2 separate regions of the Homo sapiens genome follow, and region 2 is linked to region 1. A link is an interaction called in ENCODE POLR2A ChIA-PET data of the cell type or tissue named here. Cell type or tissue: CD4-positive, alpha-beta T cell. All regions are shown on one strand. Each heading gives the region's core, and the rest is flanking DNA. Links, peaks and the distances in the headings are about the cores only.

Evidence for each region. Peaks named below come from ENCODE experiments on the same cell type or tissue, not always from the same donor. Only the 100,000 strongest peaks of a DNase experiment are listed, where the experiment ranks them.
Region 2: POLR2A ChIA-PET joins it to region 1 with 5 read pairs; 1 of 35 experiments calls an interaction of 5 or more read pairs at or near these places.

Annotation. Positions count from the first base shown.
Region 1 is chr9:6,700,324-6,708,023 of GRCh38, reverse strand. LINC02851 (long intergenic non-protein coding RNA 2851) reads right to left here and starts at 3,717. Exons shown (of 3, transcript NR_184134.1): 1 at 3,681-3,717; 2 at 3,371-3,571; 3 at 244-482. RefSeq lists a silencer at 515-729 and enhancers at 3,436-3,565, 3,616-3,705. In CD4-positive, alpha-beta T cell, for the core only: no CTCF peak of the experiment used is centred there; a DNase peak (open chromatin) is centred at 3,733; H3K4me3 peaks cover 1,523 bases; H3K27ac peaks cover 1,362 bases.
Region 2 is chr9:7,144,826-7,149,825 of GRCh38, reverse strand. The region is part of intron 19 of KDM4C (lysine demethylase 4C); the gene reads right to left. Among named protein-coding and RNA genes, the nearest start is that of KDM4C, 390 kb to the right of the region's middle. RefSeq lists enhancers at 1,126-1,625, 1,626-2,127. In CD4-positive, alpha-beta T cell, for the core only: no CTCF peak of the experiment used is centred there; no DNase peak of the experiment used is centred there; H3K27ac peaks cover 447 bases.

The sequences.
Region 1 (7,700 bases), core at 1,434-6,433:
CCTCCCAATGTGCTGGGATTCCAGGCATGAGCCACTGTGCCCGGCCGCTACCTATTCTTTATTCCTTCCAGGTACTACTCAGTGTTAATCAGTTTCACTGTACACTGGTTATCAACTTGAGTCCAGTGATATACAACACCCATGCACACAATTTATACTTAATGGAACCCCATGATTGTTACTGGAGTATTTAGCATTACATATTACCCCTTTTATAATAGCTATACAAAAATTACCCATGAGTGAATGAGCTGAAGCAGGTTTATTGCTTATGGATAGGCAGCAAGGAGCAACAGAAGCCTAGGATTTATTGTGAGCTGGTCCCCCAAGGGTCAAGAAAGCTGCCCAGGGCAGACAGGGTCTCAACTGTGTGTACTCCACTTGAACCACAGCCGAGAAATCCCAGAAAGCAGCCCTCTCTGGGTTATATCCTCAGGGGCCACAAGACTTGCTGGGCTAAAATGTTGGAGGACATGTCGCTTCTAGGGGAAAAAGAAACAAAGTCCAGGCTGTTCCAGCCAGTTCCTCCCCTATCTCAGGATACTGCATTCCAAGCATATTCTATAGTTATTCTTTTTTTTTTTTTTTGAGGTGGAGTTTCGCTCTTGTTGCCCAGGCTGGAGTACAATGGCACGATCTTGGCTCACGGCAACCTCTGCCTCCCAGATTCAAACAATTCTTCTGCCTCAGCCTCCCAAGTAGCTGGGATTACAGGCATGTACCACCACGCCCGGTTAATTTTGTATTTTTTTTTTAGTTGAGACAGGGTTTCTCCATGTTGGTCAGGCTGTTCTCAAACTCCCAACCTCAGGTGATAACGCCCGCCTCAGCCTCCCAAAGTGCTGGGATTACAAGGTGTGAGCCACCGCGCCTGGCTCTTCAGTTATTCTTGAAAACCACGGCCAGGCGCAATGGTTCGTGCCTGTAATCCCAGCACTTTGGGAGGCTGAGTTGGATCACTTTAGGTCAGGAGTTGGAGATCAGCCTGGCTAACATGGTGAAACCCTGTCCCTACTAAAAATACAAAAACTAGCCATGTATGTTGGTATGCATCTGTAGTCCCAGCTACTCGGGAGGCTGAGGCAGGAAAATCACTTGAACCCAGGAGGCAGAGTTTGCAGTGAGCCGACATTGTGCTACTGCATTCCAGCCTGGGCAACAGAGTGAGACTCTGTCTGAAAAAAAAATAGTAATAATAATTAAACCACAAGCATGAAAAGAAGAACTGGGTTGGGGTCTGAGGCCACCCAGAGAATTGTTCTCCACCCCAGCTCAAAACTTGGTCTTATTGTTGTTTCATCATGATGGATGTCTTCGTTGCTCCTCACAAACCCACTCACTTTTGGAATACCCACTTCTCTCTCTGGAATGTCCACTTCACAGAGATACCATGGCTATTCTTCCCTTTCTGTCAGTTCTGGCTTGCCATTCATTCCCACCCAACTGCAACATACCAGCTAGTAGCTGTTTTTCTCAAACCACACTCATGGACTACATCTCAAAAATAACTCCATTCTCTGAAGTATAGAACAAAGAAGGTCCAAATGGCCTCACTCCCAAGGCTGAAAGTTGTTCTGTAAGCTCAGCTAGGACTCTCAGGCAGGGGCCTCAGTTCTCCATATGGGCTTGCGAAGGGAAAATAAAACTTGGGGCCCCAAAAATCACTAAGCTAAAGAGAAGACTGAAGCTAGGAACTGCTTAGGGCAAACCTGCCTCCCACTGTATTCAAAGTCATTCCTCAGCTCGCTGAGATACACATCTGACTGCTTCCTTTGAAAAGGCTAATCAAACTCAAAAGAATGCAACCGTTTGCCTCTTATCTACCTATGACCTGGAAACCCACTCCCCTCTTTGAGTTGTTCTGCCTTTGCCTCGAGTCTGCCTTTGCGTCAAATTGTCACGCCTTTCTGGAAAAAACCAATGTTCATCTTACATATATTGATTGATGTCTCCCTAAAATGTATAAAAGTAAGTTGTACTGGGACCACCTTGGGCACATGTAGTCAGGACCTCCTGAGGCTGTGTTATGGGTGTGCATCCTTACCTTTGGCAAAATAAACTTCCTAAACTGACTGAGGCCTAACTCAGATATTCAGGGTTTACAGGCTTCTTGGGCTTCCTCATGGTGGCAGCTGAAGTCTAAGCAGGAGCCTTCAAAGAGTTCAGAATTGCATAATGCCAGGGCAGTTCAAAGAAAAACATTGTTTGGTAAAAGTGCTTAACCTATACACCAAAGGAAAATTTATAGCTGATGTTGTTTTTTTGTTGTTTGTCTGGTTTGAGACAAAATCTCGCTGTGTCACCCAGGCTAGAGTGCAGTGGTGGCATCTCAGCTCACTCCAACCTCCATCTCCTGGGTTCAAGCGATTCTCCTGCCTCAGCCACTCAGGTAGCTGGGATTACAGGCGTGCACCACCACACACGGCTAATTTTTATATTTTTAGTAGAGATGGGGTTTCATCATGTTGGCCAGACTAGTCTCGAACTCCTGACCTCAAGCAATCTGCCTCCCTCGGCCTCCCAAAGGGCTGGGATTACAGGTGTGAGCCACCGCGCTGGCCTGTACCTAGTTTTGAATCATGCGTTTCTACAAAGCAGCCTGAGGAAAGCATGCCAAACAAACCTCCACCCTGAAAAGGAGAAGATGGCCCTAGGATGGGTTAATAATCAAGGGCCATGAGGAAAGGATAACCTAAGGTGGAGTCCTAAAGGCCTAAAAAGGTGGGATCAGTTTAATGTATACAGTCTTTTTTTTTTTTTTTTTTTTTTGAGACAGAGTCTGGCCATCACCTAGGCTGGAGTGCAGTGGCTCGATCTCGGCTCATTGCAACCTCCGCTTCCCAGGTTCAAGCGATTCTCATGCCTCAGCCTCTTGAGTAGCTAGGACTACAGGCGCCCGCCACCACGCCCGGCTAATTTTTATATGTATTTTTAGTAGGGACGGAGTTTCACCATGTTAGCCAGGCTGGTCTTGAACTCCTGACATAGTGATCCGCCCACCTTGGCCTCCCAACGTGCTGGGATTACAGGCGTGAGCCACTGCGCCCGGCGGATGATCCATTTTTACAGATGGGAGGCATGTACTATCTTAAGCGTGAGAGACAGGCTACTAGAAAGGCCAAGACCATGGATTTCAACAAGTGGGGAAAAGTCCCAAAGGCGCAGATGGTTATAAAGGCCCTCCTGGGATAAGATACTTTGGCTGTAGACGCTGTAGAAAGTACTGGCCCCAGGAAGGAAAAATGGAAAAGCTGGCTGCAGGGTCTGGGGATATCCTAAGAGAACTTTCTGCGGCTGTAGGCTTTGGGAAAAGGGCCCTGAGGGCTGAGGGACAGGGCTGGGTCTGTCATCTAGTGACATCCGCACCCACCGAAGCTCCGCTGGGCTGCACCGCCAACTCTGGTCCTCTAGAGAGCTGCGAGGATGGGGATCAAACACTCAGTGGGGCCGGGCAGGCTGTCTGTGTCCGCAGCCCGCTCAACACGACGCCGGCATATCGCAGCGAACAGGAGAGGAGACGTCGCAGTCCCAGTAGTCTGTCTCCGCGTTTCTTGGCTGCCTGGTCCCGGCCCTGGTGCAGGGGGAAGACGATTACTTGGGATCTTGGGTCGGGACTCGGAGGGGCAAGGTAGAAAGGCAAAGGGGGCCGGTACTAACGGTGCGATTTGAGACTGTTCTACCTGAGTGACAGCGGACGCTCGCGCACGCGCGGAAAGACTTGGATGCCGCCCTCCCTGCGGCGCCCGAGGACCTCACGTGACCCCGAGGTCCTCACGTGACCCCCCACCAGCCAGCGAAGCGGGGTGGTCAGCGCCTCCGCAACGCATGTGGGTCAGCTGGCTGACGGGACCAGGATCTTCCCGGCGGCTCAGTGCAGTCGCTGAGCTAACGCCACAGTCTGGAAGTTGCCTGTTTCGTCAGAGCTGGGGAGATACTTGGGCAGGAAAGAGGAACTGAGGCCCAAGCGGCCGCGGGACTCCTTTAGGGCGGGACCTGCTGGTGTCCACCCGCCCCACTTAGTAATAGGTTTCCACGCCGGCCTGGGACCTTCTGGAGCGGTGACCTCAGAGGCGCGGCCATGGAGGTACCAGTGCAGGTGTCACCAGCCTCTGGGCGGTCCCTAAGGATTTTTTTTTTTTTTTGAGATGGAGTTTCGCTCTGTCGCCCAGGCTGGAGTGCAGTGGCGCGATCTCGTCTCACTGCAACACCCTCCTCCTGGGTTCAAGCGATGCTCCTACCCCAGCCTCCCGAGTAGCTGGGACCACACGAGCGCGCCACCACGCCCGACCAATTCAAGGGGAGCACTTCAACAATGACCATGTTGTAAGCTTCCGGGAGCGCAGATTCCGTGTGTTGGCGGCACCGGTGTGGAGTGTGTTCTACTCCCGCAGGTGTGAGCCTTCAGATGGGGAACGTGCGCTGGAAATTTCTGAGGAATGCTTGAACCAGGCCGGCTTTGGGCTGAAATTGAAAAAATTAGAAGTGCAGGTGTATCCTGGTTCTTTTCAGTGTATCGAAGTCGGGCTGTTGCAACCTTCGTTTTTGCACTTTAACGTTAGCTCTTCAGGGTATTAAATTTAGGGCTTTTGTGCTGTCAGAGGCAGATGGCCAAACGTACCGAACATTCTGCAAAGGTGAAATGAATTTTCTTAACTGCCCTGAAGTGTCTCAACTGCCAGGCCCTTGCGGGCCTTTGTTCCGTAACGTTCTCAGCTAAGAAAGATTACACGATCAATGGATTTGGGCAGGGTAATTGCTAAGTTTCTTCTTTCAAGTTATACTTTGATGTAAAGACTCCATTTCAATGCTACAAAACTCTTAATTTCAGCTTATTTGAAACATTCTACGAGCTCTACTCCCAGATGTTTTCTTGGTTTTGAGGGACACAGTGAGGATGAAGGGAACATGATATTCATGGTGGTAAAGGCAAAAATGTTGTTTACTCCACACACAAGACGAATTTTCCCTATACTAGAAGACAATTGAGTATTTTCCTAATAAGGTGTACAATATCGAGCTTCCAAGTCTACTTAGGAGACAAGGTGATGAGAGATTATGATAAGAGCAACAAGTCATAAACATAATGGTGACTGAATTATCTATAATCACCAAAGACTCAATGACTCATATCCCATGCTATCTCAAAGACATTTCACCCAGTTTTTCCCTCCATTGGTTCAAAATAAGATCACTGTCTTCTCCCTGACATGCTTTTTTTTTTTTTTTTTTTTTTTTTTTTTTGAGACTGTCGCTCTGTCGCCCAGGCTGGAGTGCAGTGGCTGCAAGCTCCACCGCTCCACCTCCCGGGTTCACGCCATTCTCCTGCCTCAGCCTCCCGAGTAGCTGGGACTACAGGCGCCCACCACTACGCCTGGCTAATTTTTTTGTATTTTTAGTAGAGACGGGGTTTCACCGTGTTAGCCAGGATGGTCTTGATCTCCTGACCTCGTGATCTGCCCACCTCGGCCTCCCAAAGTACTGGGATTACAGGCGTGAGCCACCGGGCCTGGCCTTTTTTCTTTTTTTTAAATTTAGATGGGGTCTCACTCTGTTACCCAGGCTGGAGTGCAGTGACCTGATCTTGGCTCACTGCAGCCTCCACCTCTCACCTCACCCTCCTGAGTAGATGGGACTACAGGCACAGGCCATCACGCCTTGGTATAGCATGATTTTTAAATTTGACTTCTAGGACACCCATTTTCTTGGTTTTCCCCTACTTCTGTTTCTGCTCCTGATTCTCAGTGGTTTTTGCTAATTCTCTCTTCTCACCACCTTTTAATTTGGAGTGTCCCCAAGTGTAATTCATGGTCCTCTTCTGTATCTAACCCTCACTTTCTTGGTGATCTTACCATGTCTCATGGGTTTAAATTTTATCTGCCATTCATCTCTGGTTATACATTTCTCAAATGCCATACTTTTACATCCAACTGCCCTCTTTTTTTTCTTTTCTTTTCTTTTTTTTTTTTTGAGACGGAGTCTCGCTCTGTCGCCCAGGCTGGAGTGCAGTGGCATGATCTCGGCTCACTGCAACCTCCACGTCCTGGGTTCATGCCATTCTCCTGCCTCAGCCTCCTGAGTTGCTGGGACTACAGGCACCTGCCACCATGCCTGGCTAATTTTTTGTATTTTTAGTAGAGACGGGGTTTCACCGTGTTAGCCAGGATGGTCTCGATCTCCTGACCTCGTGATCCGCCCGCCTCGGCCTCCCAAAGTGCTGGGATTATAGGCGTGAGCCACCACGCCTGGCCCCAACTGCCTTCTTGACATCTCTACACAGATGTCCAATAAACATCTGAAAATTGATGTGTCAATACTGAACTCATGATCTTCCTCTCTACACCTACTCCACCATGGCCTTTCCCATTATAAATGGCAGCAATTCCATCCTTTTAGTTGTTTATGCCAAAGCCTGCTTTCTTCCATTCCTCCAGTCATCAGGACGTCATGTTGACTCTACCTTCAAAACATGTCCCAAATCTGACCTTTTCTCAACCACCTCCACAGTGAACACCTTAGTTAGCTGTATTGTCATTGCAGGAGCCCCCTAACAGCTGTCTCTGCCTCTATCCTACTCCCCTCCCTGCCCCAGCCTCCCAGTGTCAATGCAGCAGCCGGAGTGACTGTTTTAAAAGCTAAGTCAGATCACATCACTCTTCTGCGGAAAACACTATCATGGCTTCTGGTTTCATTCAGAGTAAAAGCCAAAATCCTTAGAATAGCCTTCAAGGCCTGAAATGACCTGAATTCTGTTAGTCATGGTTCTAGCAGGAAACAGCTGGCATGTTCAAATTAGGATAGTTTAAGGAGAATTTTTAAAAGGGGTTATTTTAAAAGGTGTGAGTAGAGGAAAAGGAATGATTGTTCAACAACCTTGGGTCTAGTAACAGCGGGGCCTTTATAGCATCCCTACGCTGGAAGGGGCAAGGAACTGAGTGGTACCAGATCCCCAAAACAGAGAGGACTGAGGCGATAGCCACCTGTCAGGAGTTGAACCCTTCAGTGGGATGCAGCCAGCCAGTGAGCATCTTGCTTAGAGAGAGCAAGAGCGATGAATACCCAGATCCGACTCTCCTCACTCGCTCTCTTTTGTAGGTGCCCTGTTAGGAGATCCAACAGAAAGCCAGATGGCAAGGGTGTAGTCCCTAGAGGGCACCCTCCTGGGCTCACAGCAGGATGGAAGAAGGTAAAGGGTGGTCTGGAGGGCCACATATGGGATACCGAGCACCCTCTCTAAGCTCAGCCTGACCCTCCCCTTCCATTCATTCCCTCAAACCACACTGGCCTTGTTATCCTACAAGATCCCCATGCTTCTCTCTTAGGGCCTGTTTTAGCTACCCCCTCTGCCTGGAATATTCTTTCCCACATATTTTTTGGGCTAATGTCCTCATTTCCTTTGGCCTTTGCTCAGCTATCATTATCCTCTCAAATAGGACATCTTGGCCGCGCATGGCTGCTCATGCCTGTAATCCTAGCACTTTGGGAGGCCGAGGCAGGTGGATCACCTGAGATCAGGAGTTTGAGACCAGCCTAGCCAACATGGTGAAAACCCATCTCTACTAAAAATACAAAAATTAGCCAGGCGTGGTGGCACATGCCTGTAATCCCAGCTACCCAGGAGGCTACTCCTAGCTACTCAGGAGACAGGCAGGAGAATCGCTGGAACCCAGGAGGTGGAGGCTGCAGTGAGCCAAGATCGTACC
Region 2 (5,000 bases), core at 1-5,000, 440 kb before region 1:
TGTAGGGTGAAAAAATGTTTCTAGAAATCTTGTGCTTAGGGACTCTCTGACCAATGAGCTGACCAAAAATTACTGGCTGCCACCATCGACCATAATCACCACTGCCACCACAGCCACAAACACTACCTGCATTTGTTTACTATGTGCTGGGCACCACACTAACTGCTTTATGCATTACGTTTCAATAATCCCAACACAAATTCCAGTATTCATTACTACTGGTGGCGGCGGCCTGTCTGAAGCAGCCACTGTGAGGATGCCAGCTGCAGCGAGGGAGGCATGGCCAAGGCTGCACATGGGGGCTGGGAACAGGTGATCCCAGTGGGAGCCCCGTGCCCTACTGAGCTGGCAGGGCGGGAGCCCATGCTCCCAGGTGCAGCTGCAGCTGCCCAGCCGTGGCTCTGGACCCGGGCATCCCTGTGCTCTCAGGGTCCCAGGAAGGCCCCTGCCCCGGCAGGCTCGGAAGTGCCTGCTTCCACTCCCTGGCTTCTCCCCGCTCCTGGTATGCACTCTGCAGTGGAACAAAGTTGCCATCGTGTCTTGATAGCTGAGCCCAGGCACTGTAGCGACCCAGCCGGGCGTGTGCATGCTCAGGATGGCACTAACACACCAGACCCCAGACTGTCTCAGCACCTCCAGAAACTAGTTCTGAGGCTGACATTTTGGGTGCTGAGGAGCACGGGAGTGAGGCCAAGGGGCCTGAGGGCGGCTCGGCATGGGCATGCAAGTGCCCCTTGGTGCAGAAAACCTGGGTGCCATAAGTGGCAGTTGATGACGGCAAAAGGCAGACAGGTTATTAGGAGGGATGGGAGGGATCCCTGGTGAAACCCCACCTTCAAGCCAGGGATGGCCTGAAGCCTGGGGCTGGGCTGCCAATTCCGGGTGAAGTCTGCAACAGGGAGTGAGAACTTCCTTGATGAAGTTTTAGCCAATCAAGTGGTGCTTTTTCCAGGCCCATCCATGGACCAATCAGCAAGCACTTCCTCCATTCTGACCCCATAAAAACCCCAGACTCAGCTGGACTCAGACACTCCTTGGGACTACCTGCCTGTGGATAGGAGCTACCCACTTCAGGTCTCCTCTCCACTAAGAGGTGTTCGGTCATCCAATAAAGCCTTTCTCTGTCTTGCTCACCCTCCAATTGTCCACATAATCTCATTCTTCCTGGACGCAGGACAAGAACTTGGGACCTGCCAAATGGTGGGAGTGAAATGGGTTGTAACACGTTCCTGGCTGCCTCACCAAGCTGTAGGCAGTGATACACTCCCAGACAGTGGCAGTGAAGAGTGCCAACCCTTCTGGGTGCCCAGACCTTGGAATTCCCTGAGCCAGAGCTGCCGTAACACTACAGCCCTCCTGTTCTCCACTGCTACTGGGCAGCTGCCCCACACAACGGGAAAGAGCTGTGGGGCCAGGCCAGCCCATGAGCTGCAAGCTGAAGTGGGGTGGTGGTACTGAAAGAGCTGTAACACAAATGGGCTGAAACATGGCCCCCCGGCTCACCGCACTGTGGGCAAGGAGGAGAGAAAAGCTGCAGCTCTTCTGGGAGCCCAGACCTTCAGGTTCCCCAAGCCAGGGCTGTAACACACTGTAACATCCTCTCTGGGGCTCTGCACTTCCTGGCGTCTCCAAGCTTTTGGGCGCCACCATGTTCCCCTTGTCCGGATGCTGATATCCACAGCAGAAGCTGCTTGTCGTATATCTGGTCCAGCCACAGCCTCACATGGAGCCGGCACCTGGAGCTGCCCACCCCACCACAACAGCTGGCATGCCTTGCTGTGTGCAGTGGCCTGGCCCTGTGCTCACACACAACCTCGCCGCTCCAAGCCTGGCTTGCCCTTGGCAGGCACGGGATCCGGGCCAGTAGCATGAGCCGAGCACAGCCTGCTGGGCTGAGTGGACGGAACGAGCCTAGCGGGCATGAGCAAAACTCAAGCAGAGGCGCCACCAGCCACAGAGGTTTCCAGCTGGCAAAGCAACACCCTAAGGCTCCTGTGACATTACTATCTCCAATTTACAGATAAGGTAACTGGTGTCAACTCCCTTGCCTGGTTGCACAGCTAATTAGCAGAGCAAGGAGCACCCTGGGTCTGCCTGCCACACATGTAGCTCTTCCTACCTGGGTAAGAGAGCCAACATCGGCCCTGATGACTGCCCCAGGGCTCACTGTGTCCTCCTGTAGAACACCCCAGGACTTTAACTTCTCACCCCCAAACACGGGGAAAAAAGCTCCATCTATATAGGAAAGATTTTCTCCCCTTTTTTATTGTTGTTGGCAGGGACTAAAATGTATGAGGGGAATAAAATATTTTACTATGTCAATAAAAATTTATGTTGCAAAATGGAGAAAGACAGGCTTGGGGTGAATTTCTCTGTAGTGGTTTCTAAAAATACATGTCAGTTCCAAAAGCTAAAAAAAGAAAGATGAAAGGAAAGCTAAGGATAGGCACGCAGGGGAGAGAAGGCTGCCCTGTGTTTATATGTCCGGCTTTCCAAGGCTCTGGCTCTGCTCTGCAATGTTTGTTCTACTTCTGGGAGCACAGCTTGACCTACCCAGGACGCTTCACACTGAAGTGATGCATGTACTGCTTCCAAGATCTGGGGTCAGGCCACTCACAGTCAAAGAAAACCCATTACTGTGCATAAGCTACTCAACCACCTTATGTCCTGGTTTTCTCATTAATAAACCTTATGTCCTGGTTTTCTCATTAATCAAATGGCGATATTAATGCAATCTTGCAGGGAGAATGAGAGAAGAGAACAGAAAAGCAAAACCCAATTCCTGGCAGCTAGTGAATATTGAGTGAATCACATCTAGATTTAATTCCCATCAACAGGAATATACCTAGAGGATAGGGAGGAGACAAAACCCTTGGGAGGCCACCTTTGGGATTAAAAATAGTGAAGGAAACACTGAGAAGCCAAGAACCCTGACTACGAGAGAAAGGAGGCTACAACAGAACACAGAACTACAGAGGACAATCGTGTTTGTTATCCTCATTGGAATCTGAAACAGCCTGGTAGGGTAGGCAGGCAAGCGTCAACATCCTCCAGCACTGGTAGAGAAGAGTGACTCGCCTGAGGCCACAGGGCTAATAAGTAGATGGGTGGGGCTGTCACTCACTTACCTGGGAATTTTCAAGCATCTCGTGTTTTAGGGAACAAAGGAATGAGTAGTGAGTTAAACAGATATAGTTTTTTACTTCATAGAAACTGCTTCATTGGAAAATGCAGGCATTGACTTAAAAAAAATTAAGTATAAGAACTCCTACATAAGGAATAACAGTGTAAAGCAGAAGCATTTGACAGATTATTGGCAACTATATGGTTCCTATATTCCAGAGAGCTTCAAGATGCCACAAGAGCTAGAGATCAAAAATGAAATTTTGACAAAGCAATCTGTAAAGATCTAGATAAGGAAAATTAGGGGAAAAGAGTAAGGATATAAGTAGTTCTCAGAAGGGTTAAGATCTTTTTTAAAAAAACTTTTTCTGATTATAAAAATAAAACACGTTCATATGGAAACTATAAGAAGGTGATAAAGTTGAAAATCATAATCACCTATGATTACACTCTCCAAAGATAATCAGTAACATTTTGATGTATTTCCTTTGAGGATTTTTCCCTTGCATATTTATATTTTTATACATAATTGGGATCTTACTGTACATACAATTTTGTGCCTGATTTTTCCATTTATTATATTGCATCATTAAATATCCTTTGAAAACATGATTTTAATGGCTGCATAAATAATTCATTTAACCTTCCTCCTGGCTGCACTGGTAAGTGTTCAATGTCCAGATCAAAGGAACAAAGAGCCGTCATGCTTGCACTAGCCAGATTGTGTTTGGGGCACTGTGTTTCCACACCTGAGAGCAACATCTTCAGTGGGACACTGTCCAAGAAAATTTCATCCTCAGAGTGTCCTGGAGGAAGAGCATTCAGGAACCACTTTCTGTTTATTAAATCCTTCATTCCTGCCCCATGACTGAGAAATGAGGACTGTATTGTTTGGATTTGAGAAGACTTAGCAGGGACTTGAGACCTCTCCACAAACATGTTAAGAAACTTAAGCGAAAGAGAGTGTGTTTATTCAGTTTTGCTCTAGAGATCGAGAACTAGGAAGGCTCCTGGGTGTTCCGAAGAGGCAGCAGTTAGACTTCACAGAAAGAAGCCCTTGCTTCCTAACAATTGCAGCAAAAATTGAGAGTGAGCTCCTGTCATTTGCAGCGTTCCAGAATGGATCTGAAAACTCCTCACCAGAGGTATGGCAGAGGAGATGTCTGGCTGTGGGTGGGAGTTCTGGAGGAGTTGGGGGAAAAATAGAGCACAGCAGAGTGGGGGTAAGAATGAACAGTTAAGGGATGAGGTGAGAGGGGAGTGCGCCCCCCATCAGCCTGTCTCACCTACGCAGCACCCCTGAACTGAGACACAGCGACTCAGAACTTCCAGCCATTCAATGGCCTGTCCAACTCTCATTAGAAGTATGGGCAAGGCTGAGACTACGGTTTCTAAATTTTCAAGTCCCATTCTAGTGATCCTCCTCCTTCACCAAAGCATAGAGAATATGCAAAAGGATGGCAGGAAAAAAATCAAACGCAGACACGTAGTTAGCTTTCTCCCCCGCCACCCTCTGGCCACGCACCTTTAACTCTATAATGTCAGCTTCCTCTTTGGTCAAAGGAGAGGAGCATCCTTTGAGGATCAACACCCGAGGAGGAGGCCTGTTAATGCAGCACCACCTTATTCTCTGGTGGGCCCAGAGGGAGGCTGGTTTAACTCAATCAGCCAGGTGATGCGCAAAGGGGTGAAGCAAAATGCATAGAAAGGATGAAGGCAACAGGTGTGTGGGTCTCAGCCACTGTGGTAGAAAAAGCTTTCACAAAGCTTCTGTGGTAAAGCTACAACTGCAAAGACATCACGGTGCCTAAAAATACGTCAAAGATTGCTCACTCCTGGGCTGAGACCTAAGAATAGCTTAGCTCCCTTTGACTCCA